Regions from separate parts of the Mus musculus genome. Here region 1 is linked to region 2. The links are chromatin loops, found by intact Hi-C in ENCODE. Cell type or tissue: heart. All regions are shown on one strand. Region 1 overlaps Adam10 (a disintegrin and metallopeptidase domain 10). Region 2 holds the start of Adam10 (a disintegrin and metallopeptidase domain 10).

Evidence for each region. Hi-C counts contacts between places; a loop is a spot of excess contacts. Peaks named below come from ENCODE experiments on the same cell type or tissue, not always from the same donor. Only the 100,000 strongest peaks of a DNase experiment are listed, where the experiment ranks them.
Region 1: it touches region 2 in a loop (2.3-fold over the local background); 1 of 42 quality-filtered maps calls a loop at or near these places.

The regions. Positions count from the first base shown.
Region 1 is chr9:70,730,459-70,735,458 of GRCm38, reverse strand. The region is part of intron 4 of Adam10 (a disintegrin and metallopeptidase domain 10); the gene reads right to left. Among named protein-coding and RNA genes, the nearest start is that of Adam10, 54 kb to the right of the region's middle. In heart, no CTCF peak of the experiment used is centred here; no DNase peak of the experiment used is centred here.
Region 2 is chr9:70,676,221-70,681,220 of GRCm38, reverse strand. It overlaps Adam10 (a disintegrin and metallopeptidase domain 10), which reads right to left and starts at 2,239. Exons shown (of 16, transcript NM_007399.4): 1 at 1,962-2,239. The coding sequence starts at 2,016. In heart, no CTCF peak of the experiment used is centred here; DNase peaks (open chromatin) are centred at 1,630 and 2,250; H3K4me3 peaks cover 3,119 bases; H3K27ac peaks cover 2,120 bases.

The sequences.
Region 1 (5,000 bases), 54 kb before region 2:
TTTGGGGAGGGGGAGTTCGAGACAGGATTTCTCTGTGTAGCCCTGGCTGTCCTGGAACTCACTTTGTAGACCAGGCTGGCCTCGAACTCAGAAATCTGCCTGCCTCTGCCTCCCAAGTGCTGGGATTAAAGGTGTGTGCCACCACCACCCGGCACGAAAAAGTTTTTTAAAGGCCACTTTGCACAAATTTTTGAAAAAAAAATTTCTTTAAAGCAATAAAGCACACGTCTGTAAGTACTAAGCACTGCCTCAGCACAACTGGCTTACTAATGGCAGCCATCAGGTCCAAGAGGTAGGCGGGTGAATATGGACAGAGCATTCTATATGTAAAGCAACTATACATAAACTATATGTAAAGCATTCAATACACAGTGACAAACTGAATCTTTTGATTAGATCAATTAAAAACCACACAAGAACAACATTATGTATGCAGTTACTTCAATAGCCAAGTTCTCAAAAGAAGCTTATCATTCAAAAATGCAAAAATTCTTGACTAAATAAGGATAGTTCAATGATGTGTACACACATACACACATACACACATACACACACACACACACACACACACACACACACACACACACACACACACATACAATTTACACCTAAGGTAATGCTACAGGTTTTGTTAGCTTTGATATAAGATCTTAACATGTAGCTCTGGTTGCTCGAGAACTTCCAATATAGAGGTTGGCCTAGAACTCTCAGATCTGCCTGTTTCTGCCTCCCAAGTGCTAGGAATAAAGACACCACTATGCCCAGCTTATAATGTATTTTCATGGAGTCAAACACACAAAACTCCATAAAATAAAACTGAACCTAGTCCAAACTACTATTTACTTTCAGTATTATAAATAATAAGGGATAAAATAAATAGCATAGCAAATTACAGAAAATAATGTTAAATTTTAAACAGTGAAAAAACGAAAATGAAAAATACTCAAAGTTCCGCATATGAAAAAGTACACTACAGAGAAAGACTAGCAACTGTACAGAAGAAGCATATGAGAGCTGGCTGACTTTTACAGCATCAGCTTTATGTTGAAGTACTGTATAGGAATGAACAGCTGTTTGCTTGTCTTTTAGGTCATGTGGTGCTGCTCCTTTTGAAATCCCTATGTAGTCTATATATGTAGACATGAGCATTCACTACTAGATTTCTGCACCTACTGTCATGCCATGATTCTGTGTTGTTCCATGGTAACAGCAATGGTACATATATATATGTGGTGTATGTATATGTGCTTGCATGTCCACACGAGTTCAACATTGGGGGTCTTTTCAATCCACCTGCTCCTCTCTCTCTCTCTCTCTCTCTCTCTCTCTCTCTCTCTCTCTCTCTCTCCCTCCCTCCCTCCCTCCCTCCCTCCCTCCCTTCCTCTTTCTGTTCCTTCCTTGCCTTCCTTCCCTGCCTGCCCTTTCTTTTTTCTTTTCTTTTCTTTTTTCCTTTCTTTCTTTTTTCCTTCCTTCCTTCCTTCCTTCCTTCCTTCCTTTCTTTCTTTCTTTCTTTCTTTCTTTCTTTCTTTCTTTCTTTCTTTCTTTCTGTTTAAATGTATGTGGGCATTTTGTCTGAATATTTTTGTCTGTGAGCCACTTGCATGCCTGGTGCCTGTTGAGGCCAGAAAAAAGTACTGACTCTCCTGGAACTGAAGTTATAGGCAGTTGTGAGCTACTGTGTAGGTACTGGAATAGAGCCTAAGTCCTCTGGAAAAGCAGCCAGTGTTCTTAACCACTAAGCCATCTCTCTAGACGATGACACTACCACTACCACCACCATCACCACACCACCATGTTTGTTTGTTTTATTTTAGAGACAGGGTCTCCTGCTAAACCTGGAATTCACTGATTCAGTTAGCCTACCTATCTAGCAAACTCCAGAGATCCTCCTGTCTCACCTCTCCAATGCTGGTAATGCAGGTGTAAGTTTGTTGGGCCCCATTTAGGCTCTGGTTTGGGCCTTGAGGACAAACCTGAGACTGGCTTGAATTTTGAGACCTGTCTCAGTCACTCCCCACTTATTGGGGTGACTCAGCAAGACCTGTTTGGCCCTGCCTCTGCCCCGCCCTTGCTGTTGTAGAGCTCTGCCACTGGCCCTGTCCATCACTCCATATCCTCTGTCACACTTCTCTGCCTCCTATATCATCTTACCCACCAAGACTCCCCTCCCTATGTTCTGAACTTATATAAGCGAGAGGCCAGTGCCATAAAGTTGAGTTCCTGCTTCTACAGGACTCCTGGCTCTGTATGTTTTCTTTTGGGCCATCGACACTCGCCATCTAGCTCAGCCCCAGAGAGACCCCAGTAAGACCAGGACCTCTCTCCTCTTGCCTGGACCTGCTGGCAAGGAGCCTGCATAAGTTGTCTGTTCTAGTTTATTACATGCACGCTGGTTATGCACTCAGAGATCATCATGCCTGCAAGACGACTGAATCATCTCCACACACTCTTTTTTTGGTACTGGGAAATCCATTTGAAACACACTCATACAAATCACAAAACTGGCACATAATATACTGCATATAATATAATATACTATTATATATAACATGTAATATTCAAAATGCAACACTGTAGAACAAAAGTCTTCTTATCCTACTCTGCAAATAATTATTTTCAAATTTCACCAGCTAAAACAAAAGCAAATGAAGACAAAAAACAGCCTTGTTTTGTTTTGTTGTTTTAAGCAGGGTCTCCCTATGTAGTTAAGGCTGATTTAAAACTTACTATGTAATCCAGGCTGGCCTCAAACTCATGATTCCCCCTCACCTCAGCCTGTCCAGTTCTAGGATTACAAGCATGAGCCATTACACCTGAGAACAGTTTTAAAATGAAACCTTTGGGCTGCCATATGGCAAGACTAATCCCTTACCTAGAATCTGCCTTTCTGTTCCTCACACATAGCTCACTTTATACACACACACACACACACACACACACACACACACACACGAGAATTTTTGTTTTGGAGATTTCATCTTTTGGGACACCAACATTTGGGACTTTAGTCTTTTAGAGTGGTGATGTTTTAGAGAGGAGTGGCAGGGCCTCGCCATATTGCACATGCTAGCCTCAAACTCTTGAACTGGACTCCCATATCTCAGCCTCCTAAAGCAATTACAACTACCCACTATACATTACTATGCATCATTTAAAATTTCTGCTATTTTAGACTTTAAGGATTTTGATCTTTAGGGATATTTCAGCGTTTGGTACTGTGTCATCTGAGATTAAGATCAGCACTGGTTTTCACCAATACATTGTTATGGATGCAGGCTAGTTATTTCATTATTAATTCTAAAATAATCTAACAAATAATATCTCCTGGGTATTTTACTTCCTCCTTTACTGATAAAAGATTTGAGTTAATACATTTATACACATAAACACATCTATCTGTAACACAGTGCAATTACATATACTTGATATTAGAGTAGATTTCTAGTCTTCATATAATAGTCAAGTATGTGTCAGTGTTCAGAGTATATCATATTGCCTATATGAGCTATCAGCAGCAGGAATTGAGAGAAAGTCAGTAGAAACATATCAGAACCAATATCTAATAGGTTGTCACTCCTCCGAGTTGAAAGGGAGCCTAGAATTAATAATAAAACTGCTATGCCCCTACTTCACTGAGAAAAGATTACAGCTCTCTATAACCAAGAGTACATGTTTAACAACAGGAGGTGGGGGCTTACCCTGACTCTGCTGCCTGTCTATGGATCCTGTTCCCCTCTCTGGCCTGTCCTCCCTGGCCTTAGTGGGAGAGGATGTGCTTAGTCCTGCAGTGACTTGAGGTGCCAGGGTAGGTTGGTAACAGGGAGGACTTCCCCTTCCTTTCTCAGAGAGGGATGGAGGGACAGGGGAAGGGCCTGTGAGGGCGGGACTAGGAGGAGATGGGATATAAAGTGAATAAATTGATTAATGGGGAAAAAAAGAATGTTTTTAATAAAATCAGTTCCTCTAAAATCCATCATCTGGCAAAGGCCAAGAGCATCTTTACTTTCATCATGAAGTCAAGGGCAACCTATTGTTGGAAAGATAATTATCTCCCCCCCTCTCATTTTAATAAGTACTCAGGGCTATCTACTACTTTCTGCCTTGGATTATTAAAATAGCCACTAGATTATACCAGTGACTATCCCATGTACCACAGGAATTCAAAGTCACTTCCCATTATTTATTTTTAGATCTTGACTCACTCTCACATCAACCATCATAATTCTTTGAAACTACAACATTCATGCAGATGATCCCTCTAGTATTCTTAGATCTTTACTCTAGTCTACAACTCTACTTTTGAACTTCTCATTCCTTTTTTCCTTTTTTTTTTTCAGAGATGGATATGCTGTTTATTATCCTTCTATTCTTTTTTTTTAAATTAGGTATTTTCTTCATTTACATTTCCAGTGCTATCCCAAAAGCCCCCCATATTCTACCCCCTACACTCCCCTCCTCCTCCCACTTCTTGGCCCTGGTGTTCCCCTATACTGAGGCAGATAAAAGTTTGCAAGTCCAATGGGCCTCTCTTTCCACTGATGGCCGACTAGGTCATCTTCTGATACATATGCAGCTAGAGACACGAGCTCTGGGGGTACTGGTTAGTTCATATTGTTGTTCCACCTATAGGGCTGCAGATCCCTTTAGCTCCTTGAGTACTTTCTCTAGCTCCTCCACAACGTCAACTTTCAGCATCCTATGTTCTGTCCACCATCTACACAATACCTCTAGATAGACCCAACCCATTCAAACACAATAAATCTTTCAATTCACCAATGCCTCTCATCCTGTGCACTACCATAGGGCAGTTTCCTTCTGCTTATTCAGTTTATATAACATCTAGGGTCATAATTACTTACTGCATTCACCTTTACTTCCTTTGTCCCCTATCCTACTCCCTTGACTCCCAGCCAAATCCCCTTTAAATACAACTCTTTATCCACACCTCTGATAAGCAGGACTTTCTCAGTTCAAAGTCATGACCTGTAGCCTTAAGTTCC
Region 2 (5,000 bases):
ACAAACATTCAACTTTCCAATGCACTACAGCCAATATCTACTAAGTTTGAATGCACACTAGCCTACAAAACATCACAAAAATATATAAACTTAGCTATATGCGATTCAGTTCAGATAAAAAAAAAAAACCCAGCATATAGTATAATGAGTTACAAATAAACATAGGAGGAGTTTTGGGCCTTAAACAGAGATGTTGAATCCAAAGCCTTGCATGGCCTTGCTAGGCAATTGCCACTGGGCTACATTCCACAGCCCCAAATTATAAATATACCTACATACTCAAGTATTACAAATTTGACATAATACTTAAGTGAAAACTTTTATTTTTTTTTTAAGTTTTTAGCAGAAGCACAACAAAACCTGGCCTTTGAATCATTACTTAGTGCAGAAAGAAACTCCAAAGATCTGAATAAAACTCTTCACCCACAATGCTTATGCTGTTAATTTACTTTTTTCCCCAAACAACAGGCCACATTGGTTTTAGTTTTCCTTAATAAAAGGCATTTTGTATCACTACTTATCAAAGTGTATCACATTTAACTTAGATTTTATTACCTCATAGAGAACAGTGTCTAATTCCTGACCATAATCACAAAAAGTGAAAACAGCCAGCCAGGACTATAAGCCGTGTTACAGAAATACAAATGTTAAATAAAGAGGCTCTTTACAAACGGTCTGCAATCTGGTTCTTAAAAAAAACAAAAAACAAAAACAAAACAAAAATAAGCATCTATTAGTGGCTGTCATCTAAAATGTGTACTTAATAAATGAATAGTACACACAACAACAGAAACTGAGTACACAAAACCAACTTCAGAGTAAGCAGAATGCCAGACAAAAATAGGCTGGGTCCTGCAGTTTAAGTCAATGAGACAAAGGGATGAACACAGACAATACACTACAGAAAACACTAGGATATTTTCTAAAGTATCAAATTAGGCTGCTGACAACCATCCGAAGCACCCCTGGAAGTTCTGGGGGTTGTTTCCAATTCAATGCTTTTAAGCTAACCTCTCTCCAGACACTTGGGCGGCAAATTAGCTTACCTATGGTAAAGCACTTTCTCATAGGAACAAAATAATCATGCAACCTGTCCTAGGAAAGCCTGGGAATGAAATACCGCTGTCTCAAACCCGAAGCATCAGGAAACTTGAAGCAACAGTGAACTCCAATTTGCAGGGGGAGGGAGCACAGCCCTGACAATCCTCTGACTAAGCAGTACGTCTGCTCCACCTGAGAGTTTAAGAAAACTCTGCAAGTTGGTTCGCCCAGGAAGGGTCGGTCTTGCTTCTCTGTGGACTCAACTCAAAAAGACAGATGGATCGAAGAGCATCCTAAAACGGCTTGCCCTTCTCCTCAGTCAACTAAAGTCTTGCCCCGGGGAGACAGAAGACAGACAGACAGAACGACAGACACACACACACACACAACCTCCGGCGCGCTGGCTACAAACACTCCGAAAAGAGCACGAGGCGGAGGGAAGGCACTCGGGTGGGACACGCACACCGGCGTCCGACACCCGGCCCGGGTCCGCTCGCTCGCTTGCAGAACAATGCTCCCGCCGCGCTGCCAACCTCGCAAGTTGCTGCGAGTCTGCGCGGTCCCGGGGCTCGGACCCCGGCAGGGCTGAGGTGGCTGCGGAGTGCGCGAGGGCGGCTGGCCTGGGCTCCGCCGCTCCCGGGGAAAGCGGCGCGAGAAGCCGGGCAGGCAGGGCCGCCGGGCCGTGGGGGCGGGGAAGGCCTGGCCCGGGGCTCCGCAGCCTGCTCGGGCCGCCGCCGGCGGGAGCGCGGTCGGGGCGCGCGAGGGACAATAGCGCGCGGGGAGCGTCGCTCGGGGTCGGCTGAGGCGAGCTGAGAGAGCTGACAGAAGCCGAGGAGACCTGACACGCGCGGCCCGGCTCCGCGACGCTGCGCTCGGCCCGACCGACCGCCGCTCCGTCGCCGCCCGGGGTCGTGTCTCACCTCCCAGCCCCGCCGCCCAGGAGAGGAGCAGAATTAACACTGTCGGCAACACCATCTTCCCCGGCCGCCGCCTCCTCACGGGTTAACCGCGGTGCATCGATCCTGAGGGAGCCGCGACCGGCGCTGGGTCCCGACGAGCCTCCCCGGCAGTGGCACCCGGCGAAGCGCCTCCCTCTCGCTCCACTTCAGGGGCCCAGCCGCGCGCCCTGCTCCGCCAAAACAGGGCCCTCCCTCCCCCTCGGCCTCTTCCTTCCTCCCTTCCCCGCTTCCCTGCCCTCGCTCTTCGCCTGGTCTCAGCCCCTTCCCTGAGCCGCGGCCCTCCGCCTCCTTTCTCGCCACGTGACGCGACGGCACCCAATACACTCGCGAGGCCGCACCCCTGCCTCCCGCCCCGCCCTGCTCCCCCAAGCGCCCCGGGATAATGCGCATGCGTGCCGAGGCGAGCGCCCGGGCCGCTAGGCCCCGCCGCTGCTTCCTGTCCGCTGGCGGAGAGCAGGGATTGGCCTGGGAGGGCGGGGCCGCTGGAGACTCCGCCCACCGCCCCGGGCGGGAGCGCTCTTTTCCCTGTGAAAGTGCTACCTGGTTCTTCCAGCTGTTAAGGACTGTCTCTTGGAATCACACCCTACCCCGAAGCTGTCAAGAAGGGCTTTCGGCTTCTTCGCCTCCAAAAAACTAGAGGTTTTCCTTGCTTCTCTATCTGTTTCTTTTGAAGCTCTGCAGCTGCCAAGTAAACAAAAGCAGTCCCAGCAAACCATGATTTTAGCCGCGATACACAGCTCTGATGGGAACATAAAAGGAAAGATCCAACAGGAAGAAAAAAATACCCAAAGGGGTATCTTCCCGAACCATTAGCAAATGTATGTCACCTACTAGGCCTTAGCCATAATAATAAATAAATAAATAAATAAGCCGGTGGTCCTTAGTCTCCAGCTCAGAAAATGCTCGCTTGTTAGTCTGTTTCCCTCATACCTCCTTCATGCCAACTTCTACAAAACCGGTATTTGACTTCTCATTTACTCGCTTTGATTCTTTATACTCGTATTCAAGAACTACAACTTTAGGAGTAATGGGAGGAGGGATTTGTAAGGGTGGGACTGGGAGGAGAGGAGCGGGGCTGCTCTTCGGATGTAACGCGAATGAATAAATGAAAAAAAAAAAGAACTACAACGTCTTCATCATACTTAACTCTGCTTCGGTTGACTCAAAGAATATGAGTTTATATTATTGATAATAAGAATAAATTGCAAACCTTTTACTTCCGCCCTATATATTTTCTACAACCTACATTGTTAATGTAGATAATGTGGTTTTTAAAGAAAACAGAAATAAAGATGAGAATACTTTTCCCACCCCCATCTCCCATCTCTCATCTAATTATCCCAGGTTATTCTTTGAGTGGTTATGAGGCCAAGGGTAAACATGAACTTCTGATTCCTCCCATCTTCCATGCACCGTCACACCTTACTTAAGGAATATACTTATTTTAATTGTTTTGAAAAATGAATTGTTGTTTTGCTTCACATTACTAAACTCAATACTGCAGTCAGAACTTCCCACATCATCATGATTGTCCTGTCCATTCGTTTCTACTGAAGCATATAAAATCAATACAGAGTAACTGAATGCTGTTATTTCTTTTTCCTTTTGTAAAGTGTCTATTCTGAGTAACCTGCAGACATGTTGCTTATCACATGCGCTGTTTCTGCCTTATGTACTCACAGGCAGTAGAAGTTTTGACTTTTTGAGTTATTAATCCATCTCTGTGACAAGTTTGATATTAGGTAGTATTGTTTATAATCAATTCTAATAATCATAAGCAAAGATCATTTTCTTTTTTAATTCAAAGAAATCGCAGGAGTTTACATCTAAAATGCTGTTTCTTTTCTTTAAAAATATGAATGAATAATGAATGGTATTTTCATGTTACAAGTTTGGACTATTGCTTTGCTTAAAGTCTTAATTCCATTACTGGCATTTTCACAAGTGAAGAGGAAAGTGAGAAAATGTACCGGGGTAAGGTCTGCATTGATGCCATGCATCACAACCCACTTGAGTTTGACTCCCACCCCTGCCTCTTAAAAGCTGATAGACTTTGGCAAGGTTATTTCAAAATTCTTTGTAACCTTGGCATTTCCCTTGTAAAATGAAAATTGCCTTTTGGAACTATTTTGATGGATTAAATTCAGATCACTTAACACTATAAAGCAATTACAAGTGCTTAGCAGATAATAATTGTTATATGGTAAATAAAGTACATAAATGCCATTTATTTCCTCAAACAAATATCTAATCTAGTGGAAAATAGTGATTCCTTGGTTTTTAGCTGGGGGGTGGGGGGGAGGGTTGGGGGAGAGGGAGGGGGAGAAGTAGAGGGAGAGGGAGTGATACTTGGCCCATAATAAGCATGTGGGAGTCAGAGAACAACTTTATGGAGTGGGCTCTCTCCTTGACCTTTATTTGGGCTCTGAATGACTCAGGTCATCATGTTTGTCCAGCCCACCTGTTCCACGAATTACTTTAGCAGCAGTGTTACTTCAGCAATAATGACATTTTTGATGCTAAGAGTAAGAGTTTTGTTTGTTTCGATTTTTGTTAAGACCATAGAAAGTATCCCTACGTTATAATGAAACATTTCCTTCATAAACAAATGCCATATGTGATGTATCAGGTTAACAATATTAAAGAAAAAATGCTTACTGCACAGATCTAAGACCAATATCGTCCAGGTAGCATAGGGCAACCTTGCGTTTCTGATTCCTTCGCTGCTAACTCCTGAGAGTTGGAACTACATGCAAATGCAGCTAGGAATCAAATATAGCACTGTATGCGTACTGAGCCAGTACTCTACAACTGAACTGCAACTCCAGACCAACAATTACCTTTAATTTTTCAAACTCAGGAATATATTCCATTCCTTTTCTGTAGTAACAGCATTTCCTTTCTCTCAGGAACCAGGACTAAGAGTAGGATCCGATGGCTAGAGATCTGGCTCAGTAGCTCTACATTAGTGGCTGCTTTCCAGAGGACCTGGAATTCAAT